Regions from separate parts of the Homo sapiens genome. Here region 2 is linked to region 1. The links are chromatin contacts, found by Hi-C or POLR2A ChIA-PET in ENCODE. All regions are on one chromosome and are shown on one strand. The core of a region is the stretch at or near the end of the contact, and the rest is flanking DNA. Distances in the headings are between cores, read along the strand shown.

Region 1 (3,891 bases), core at 1,152-3,651:
CCCCCAGGATCTCAGCGGCACCATCGGCAGTGAGAAGACAGGATGACGGAAAGCGATCTCCAGCCTGGGCTTCTGTACCCGACCAGACTGTCCCTCACATGGGAGGTGGATGTGGACGTTTGCAGTCACCTCAGTCTCACATGCCCAGGAAGCAGCCCGGGCACCTGCAGTCAGGGGACGTGGAGAAAGGACCAGTGCACCCAAGGTAGGGGGAGGTCCAGGAAGATCCTGTGCAGCCATGCCAGGCCGTTCACTCAGATGAGGGAGGGAGAGCAGAGGGAACAGGGGCATGTCCCCAAGCAGCAAACAGGATCGAGCGAACACCCACCCATGTCTCTGGCCACGTTGAGGCTTGTTAGAGTTGTGGAAGGAATGATTAATAGCAATATAGAAAATGAAATAAGCAAACTAAGGCAGTTACCTACTCTGGGAAAAGTGAAATAGAATACAGAAGAGGAAATGTAATCACTACATGGTGTACTTTGCATTAAACACCAAATTAAGCCTTGAATTAAATCCAAAATCGTGCTGCGACTGTATCGGCAGGAGGGAAGCTTGTGAGTAAGGGAACTTGGCTAAGTCCTCATCTTTCGTAGTCGAAAATCATTAGCCCATCTAAAATGTGCAGATCATAAAATAATGATATCAGTACACTTTTTGGAAATTTGAGGGTAAAAATAATCTACCAAAGGTCTCCTTCCGGGGAGTGGGATTAGAGGAGGAGAGAACCGTGGGTCTTTGTGCCTTACAGGACTGACTTTTTCAACTAGGTGCAGGTGAAGCCAGACATTTCCCGACTGCTTCGCAGGCGGGAGCTGGAGTACACGAGTGCTGGAGTCAGCTGGCTGCTCTGGCACTGGCAGGGGTGGACTCCACTCACTCAAACCTCCTTCGTTCCACCCTCCAGGGAGGGAGCACGCAGGTGAGCGAGGCAGGAACAAACTTTGTACCAGCCCCGCAGCAGCACCTGGGGTTCAGAGGAAGTTTTCCAGTGCTCTTTTAACCCAGCTGTCGGGGCTTAAGTGTTACCAGCTCAGTGGGCCCCTCTGCCTTTTCATGTGAGGCGGCTGCCTTCTGCCAGCGAGGGTTAAGGGTCAGTGTGACAGCCTTTTGCACCTGCACTCGTGGCACCCGAGTTCTTGTCTGGCATCCAGGAGGAATGAGGCTGCATGAACGAATTGAAGATGGTAAATGTGGGGGATTTTATTGCTGATGAAAGTGGCTCTCAGCGGGAAGGGGAGCTGAAAATGGGACTGAGTGGGAAGGTTATCTTCCCCTGGAGTCTGGCCATCCCTGGCCAGACTCTCCGAAGCTACACCATGAGCCTGTTCCTCTGAAGTCACACTGCTTCTGTCCGATGTCCAACCGTAGTCTCTGACGTCCAGTTACTTTTTCTCTCTCTGCTGGCTGAATTCTGGGGTTTTTATAAGCACAGGATTGGGGGCAGGGAGTGGTTTTGGAAGAGATAACATCTGAGCGGGAAAACGGGGATGTAAGCTGTCACTTTGGGTCTTGGTATCAGGCCTTTTGGCTTGAGGGTGGGACCCCTGCTGGGGACCTGCCGTCTTCTGCCCCATCTTTCCCTGCCCCCTGTCCCTATCACAGGTGCAACTGGTGAATCCTGTGAGTGAAAATCAGAGGGTTTCAGCCACAGGGTCCTAGTGGTTTCCAGGCCATTCTGATCAGTTCTGATGCTTTCTGTGAGTTCTGGTGGGAATTTTGATGGGCTCTGTGCCCGGTGTTGAGACAGGCCATGCCCTAGAGTCCTGGGGAGTTCCACCCCAGAACAGCAGTGGCCTCCCACAGGCCTCGACCCAAGTCCAGGTGTCACTGTGCACTGCTCGCTGCTGCAGGGGGTATTGATCGGTTTGCCACTCAGAAGTGATTGCAGTGGTGTCAGCAGAAGCACTTCTGTGAATTACTGCTTCCAGCCGACTTGCGAAGAGCTGCTGGAGAGCGTTTGGCTCGAGTCACTGGCCAGCAGGTGGCTCTGCCCTGTTGGCTCCCCTGGTTTCTGTTTGAAAGCTTGACTCTTCCCCACTCAGGGTGGATCTACTGGGGCCTGGGCTGGCTTCCAGCTGCCCAGCTGTGATGAGGAAGATTGGTGCCCTCCCAGGCCCCCACCTCGGCAGCGGTGTATTTGCCCTCACTGCTCTGCAAGGGGCCCAGTGTGGCCACAGCCCCATGCCCCCTGTTTGTCCCACAGCAACATGACAGGCCTCACTAGGACTCCTCCACCTCTCACTCCTGCCTTGGCCCCACCTGGCCCTGCTGGGAAGCGACTCCAGCTCCAGGCGTGGCCCCCACTTCCCAGTGCCTTGTTTCCCTGTCAGTAAGGGCAGTGCTTGTGGACCCTCCTGCTCGAGGCTAGTGGAGGGAACCACAGGGTTGGCTGTGGGCATTGCTTTGCCTGCTCCAGGTGTGTGGCTTCATCGGTAGGTCCCAGGAGGGTCCGGTCCTGTGCTGTGGATGAGGGTTGCCAGGTTTGCTGTGAGACTGTGGCGTGTCCTTGCACGGGAGCAGGCCCTGTTGCTGGTGCCCCATCTTGATTTCAGTTGCTGAGTTGACATTTGTTTATATTGATTCTCTTTGGGCCTCAGCAGGTCACTTTGTGGCCCTTCTGCGTGTCATCTCCTTTGACCCCAGCAGCTCTGTGAAGAAGGGAGGGGCATCACCACCTCCATTTTCTGGAAGGTGGCAGGGATGGTGTCATTCCTGGGACTCCTGGGCCAGCCTGGAGCCTGGCACATAGTGAGCCCTCTGCTGAGTGAATAAAAGGCTCGCTGGGTGGGTGGGGGTACCTGTGCTGGGGTCAGAGCGCCAGGCAGGAATTAGGAGGGTGGTGGCAAGGCGGGTGGAGGGGAGAGCAGCAGAAGAGGATTCTCCCTCAGTCTCCAGAAAGGGGCGCAGCCCTGCCCACACCTCGACTTTGGGACTTCTGGCCTCCAGAACTGTGAGAGAATACGTTTCTTTTGTTTTAAGGCACCACGTTTTGGGTGATCTCCAGCAGCACCCCAGGAAACTAAAACAGTGACTAAGACCAGTTCCCTGCCCTCACAGGGCTTGCCCCAGCCAGGCACAGCGTGACAGTGTGCTAGGACAGTGTCCAGGGCTCTGTGGGACCAGGCAGGGGCACCTGATCGAGAGGCGTGTTGTTAGGGAGGGCTTCCTGCGAGCAGTGACCCACAGAGCAAGCCCAAGCTGGCCAGGCAGAGGGCAGCCTGTTGAAGGCTTTGGGCCACTGGGGCGCTGGGCTTGGAAGGGGGTGGGAGGCTGGCCAGAGAAGAGGGGGTGGGTGGAGGGCTGGCAGGGCCACATCACTGGGACCTCAGGAGCCCCTGGGTGCAGATGGCCACAGCAAGGGTGGGTGGAGGGGCTGTGCAGGGCTCATGCCCATGCCCAAGGGCACCACCAGGAGCATGGAGAGAGACCAGTGGGAGGAGTGCTGGGTGCCACAGCTTGGCGTCTGGCAGAGGGCCTTGCAGAGCTAGGGCTGTCTTCAAAGCTGGGTTTGATCTTTGGTTCCAAGTGCTTAGAAGTGTGCCTGGAATGGGGTAAGTGACCAGATAGTATAATGACCATTTTTCTTTGATCATGTTATCACATCTTGCCAGCTGGCTTTATGCCCTAGGAAGGCCGGGGCCTGTTCCCTGCGTGTTTCGTGGTGTGTGTTCTCGGTGCCCCTCCCTCCCTGATGCCCACGTTGACCTGCTGTTGAATTCTCCTGGAAGCTGGAAAACGTAAGGTCAGGAGGTGTTCAACCAGGAAATTGATGTGGCAGGCTGGAGAGAAGGGCCACGGGGACAGGGCCGGGTGGACCTGACGAGTCAAGAGCTTCCTTTGGCTGATATTCTGGCATAAATATTTAATGGGGGTGAGGACGGGACTTGT
Region 2 (3,749 bases), core at 960-3,459, 44 kb before region 1:
AAGGCCGTGCTTCTGGACACTTTCTGCTAGACTTGCCACCAGCCCCATCATTCTGGTGATGCCACCAGCCAGACTGTTTTCCCACTTGATGTTGACCAGTCACCCACCCTGAGCTCTGTGCTGCCTGCTGTCTCTGGGGGGCCTCAGACAGCCCACACCAAAATGCAAGACCCAATTCCTGAAGCATCAAGCACGCAGAAACTCAGCCTGGCTCCAGGCCTTACGCTTCCTCCCACAGCCCCGCACCACCTGCCCTCACCGCCATGACTGCTCTCTCCCGCTGGCTGGCTTCTCACTCCTCCCTACTCCTCCCTGCCTGGTGCCTTTGCTCAAACTCTTCCCTCTGTGCCCATCTCCCTTTCTCCCCGTGGTGAACCCTTGATCGACCTCCAAGGTCCTGCTCAAACCTTGCTTTTTCTCCGAAACCTCCGGAACATGTCCCTGCTGAACTCCCAGCCCCTGAACTCCTCCCTTCCTGAACTCACACTGGTGGTCCACTGTTCCAGGGAGGCTCAGTCTGCCTCCGGCACAGTCACAACTGTGGGTGAAATGTTCCTGGCTGTGCCTGCTGTGACCTGGTTCCCTCCTGGAGCAGAGTCAGCACATGGCTTCTAATTACCCCCTGCAGCTGGGGCTGGGTCCTTCCCGCAATGGAGATAGCCTGGGGTACCTGCCACCAGGTGGGTGAGTCTGTGCAGGCCCATGGTCTTTGAGGCAAGGATGCCGCCCCTGGTGTGGGATCAGCAAAGCCCGGTACCGCCCACCTCTGTGGGAGGGGAGGCTGGGCTGGCCTGTCCCAGGGTGCCTTCTGCACCCAGTGCCCATGGGCAAGCTGCCCTTCACTCCCAGGTCAAGGAAGAGGTAGGTGTGAGGCTAAGAGAAGCAGATCCTCCCACCTCTTCCTCCGAAAATGACCCACCCAGGCCATGGGCTGAGCATTCAGTCCACAAACACTGTGCCACACTTCTTCCAGGCACAGATGGAGGACCTGGCCCTCAAGGAGCTCACATGAGAAGGCACTGATATGTGCCATGTGATTAAAGCAGTAACACAGGGATGGGCGCAGTGGCTCCTGCCTGTAATCCCAGCACTTTGGGAGGCTGAGGTGGGCAGATCATCTGAGGCCAGGAGTTCGAGACCAGCCTGAGCAGCATGGTGAAACCCTGTCTCTACCGAAAATAACAAAAATTAGCTGGGCGTGGTGGTGCGTGCCTGTAGTCCCAGCTACTTGGGAGGCTGAGGCAGGATAATTGCTTGAACCTGGGAGGTGGTGGTTGCAGTAAGCCGAGATTGTGCCACTGCACCCCAGCCTGGGTGACAGAGTGAGACTCTGCCTCAAAATTAAATAAATAAATAAATAACATAGCGGTTGCCATTGATTGTGCGCCACTTGATTAAAACAATCACCGTAGTAACCATTGTTTGTGTGCTTATCCAGTGCCGGGCGCTATTCCAAACACGTTACTTGCATTAACTCTAATCCTTACCGGTCCTATGGAGTAAGTAATGTTATTATCCCCACTTGATGGATGAGAAAACTGAGGCACAGATCAGTTAAATTATCCAGGGTCACCAGCCAAGACATTCTGGAGCCAGAATTGGAGCCCAGACAGCCCTAATCACTACAAACCCAAGTTCTTGGAGCTTTGCAGTTTATAAAGCACTTTCCAATGGATTGATTAGGGGAGGAGGGAGGAGGTGGGATGTTTGAGCAGGCTGTAGTGGTAGGTGAGGCTTGGAGAGCGGGTGAGCCAGGGGAAGGTGCAGTGGTGCTGGCTGGAGCGGAGGCTGGCCCCGAGACCTCTCTTTCCCTCAAGTCCCTCCCTGGAACCAGCACAGCTGCGGACTTAAGCCTGGTTTGACCCCAAAGACCAGGTGTCCTGGGTCCGACTCTGCCACTTCCTGGCTGTCACCATCCTGGGCTGCGCCTCAGTTGCCTCATTTGCGTAATGAGGACTGGAATAACATCTGCCCAGACTACCAGAGATCAGGCAAGATTTGGTCCCACTCCCCTGCCGTGTCACCCAGAAATCTATGACCCGATGCGGATCCGGGGCGGGCGCGTGGGGGCGGCGCCAGCGTATACACAGCGCGCGGGCACTTCTGGGGCACACCTGGCGCACAACTGGAGTGGGGGCTGATCGCGACCCGGGGACTTCATTGGCTGGGGCGCAGGTGACGCAGCCCGGGGGCGGCGCAGGGAGCACCAGCACCAGCCCCAGCCCGGCTCCCTCCAGAGCCCACATTTGGGCCCAGCCCCGTCCAAGGCTGCATCCCGGCCCTATCCCGGGTCACGGAGTGACCCTTCCTCGTCCCGATCACCCCGCCCGGTCCACCCGCCATGGGCTTCTTAGAGGAGGAGGGCAGATGGAACCTGTCCTTCTCCGGCGCCGGCTACCTGGGCGCCCACCACGTGGGCGCCACCGAATGCCTGCGCCAGCGAGCCCCGCGCCTCCTCCAGGGCGCCCGCCGCATCTACGGTTCCTCGTCTGGGGCGCTCAACGCAGTCAGCATCGTCTGCGGCAAGTCGGTCGGTGAGTCCCGGACCGCGGGGGCGAAAAGGGGCGGGGACAGCTTAATGAAAGCGGATCGAGCCCAGAGACGCTGGTGCCTGGCGCTGTGCTCTGCGCCCTCTACCCCCGGCACAGCCTCATTTAATCCCATGAGAACACCGAGTGCTGGGGACTAGGTGACCCCCATTTGCAGAGGAGGGATCGTGGCTCAGAGCCAGAAACTCTGTTTCCCAGGTCGGCGGGGCAAAAAGTGAAAAGGTGAACGGATCATTTGAATCCGGGGCCGAGCCCAGAAATTCTGAGCTGGAGTGGGGAGGACCCCGCTCCCACTGCACCTAGGAGGGCAGTGGGGGTGTGGAGGGACTGGCAGGATCCCTGGGCGCTGAGGTCTCCCTTTCCCTGCCCCCACTGCAGACTTCTGCTGCTCCCACCTCCTGGGCATGGTTGGGCAGTTGGAGCGGCTGAGCCTAAGCATCCTGCACCCGGCCTACGCGCCCATCGAGCACGTCAAGCAGCAGCTGCAGGATGCTCTGCCCCCCGACGCCCACGTCCTGGCCTCCCAGCGGCTGGGCATTTCGCTGACCCGCTGGCCTGACGGACGCAACTTCTTGGTCACTGACTTCGCCACCTGCGATGAGCTCATCCAGGTGTGGGGCGGGGGGTGCCCAGGGCTTGGCTGGTGGGCGGGCTCCATCTAGTCCAGAGTGACATCCAGGTACTTCCCCGTCAGACGTTTCTGCAGGGGCGGAAGGAGGGAGGGCGGGTGGACCTGTTTGTAGGTGAGGAAACTGAGGCCCAGAGAGGGTCGGCAGGGTGGGTCTGGAGACTTTCCAGGTTGCTGCACACAGAAGGGTCTGGCTGGGGCCCGGCAGAGTCAGGCTGCTGAGTCAGGGCCCCCACAGGGACTGCTCTTTCCAGAGGGCAGCTGGCTAGCCCCAGCCTCCACCCCACTCCATCCTCCCGCCGCTTTTTGGCGGTGGGTTGACATTTATTGAACACCTATTATGTGCCAGTCACTATTCTAGGCACTGTGACTGTAACAGGGAGCAAAACAGACAGAAACCCTTGCCTTCCTGGGGCTTCTATGCTCAGTGGTTCTGGGGGGCAGGCGGTATCGATAATGAACTCATCTCCAAGTAAGGAGGTAAGGAACCATCCAGTATTGAAATGAAATAGGATGTCTAAAAAAGATGCTTCACATACACCCTGACACTATTATTTGCCAATAGTGTGTAC

The links. A loop is a pair of places that touch in the nucleus more often than their neighbours do. ChIA-PET counts read pairs that join two places held with the same protein, here RNA polymerase II (POLR2A). Pooled maps may share reads with other maps.
Region 2: a loop to region 1 is called in a map of sciatic nerve, with 5 times the contacts of the local background. The contact joins the promoter of PNPLA5 here to the enhancer-like site in region 1. A Hi-C loop is called at or near these places in 4 of 168 maps with a recorded cell type or tissue (astrocyte of the cerebellum, colonic mucosa, heart right ventricle and 1 more) and 1 of 50 pooled maps. POLR2A ChIA-PET finds 5 or more read pairs at or near these places in 2 of 52 experiments (AG04449 and Panc1).

Annotation. Positions count from the first base shown.
Region 1 is chr22:43,846,986-43,850,876 of GRCh38, reverse strand. The region is part of intron 1 of SULT4A1 (sulfotransferase family 4A member 1); the gene reads left to right. Among named protein-coding and RNA genes, the nearest start is that of SULT4A1, 14 kb to the left of the region's middle. Within about 2 kb of position 2,401, at least 2 of the 41 ENCODE cell types and tissues checked have a DNase peak (open chromatin) inside an H3K27ac peak, as active enhancers do.
Region 2 is chr22:43,890,473-43,894,221 of GRCh38, reverse strand. PNPLA5 (patatin like domain 5, triacylglycerol lipase) reads left to right here and starts at 2,209. Exons shown (of 9, transcript NM_138814.4): 1 at 2,209-2,534; 2 at 2,928-3,160. The coding sequence starts at 2,342.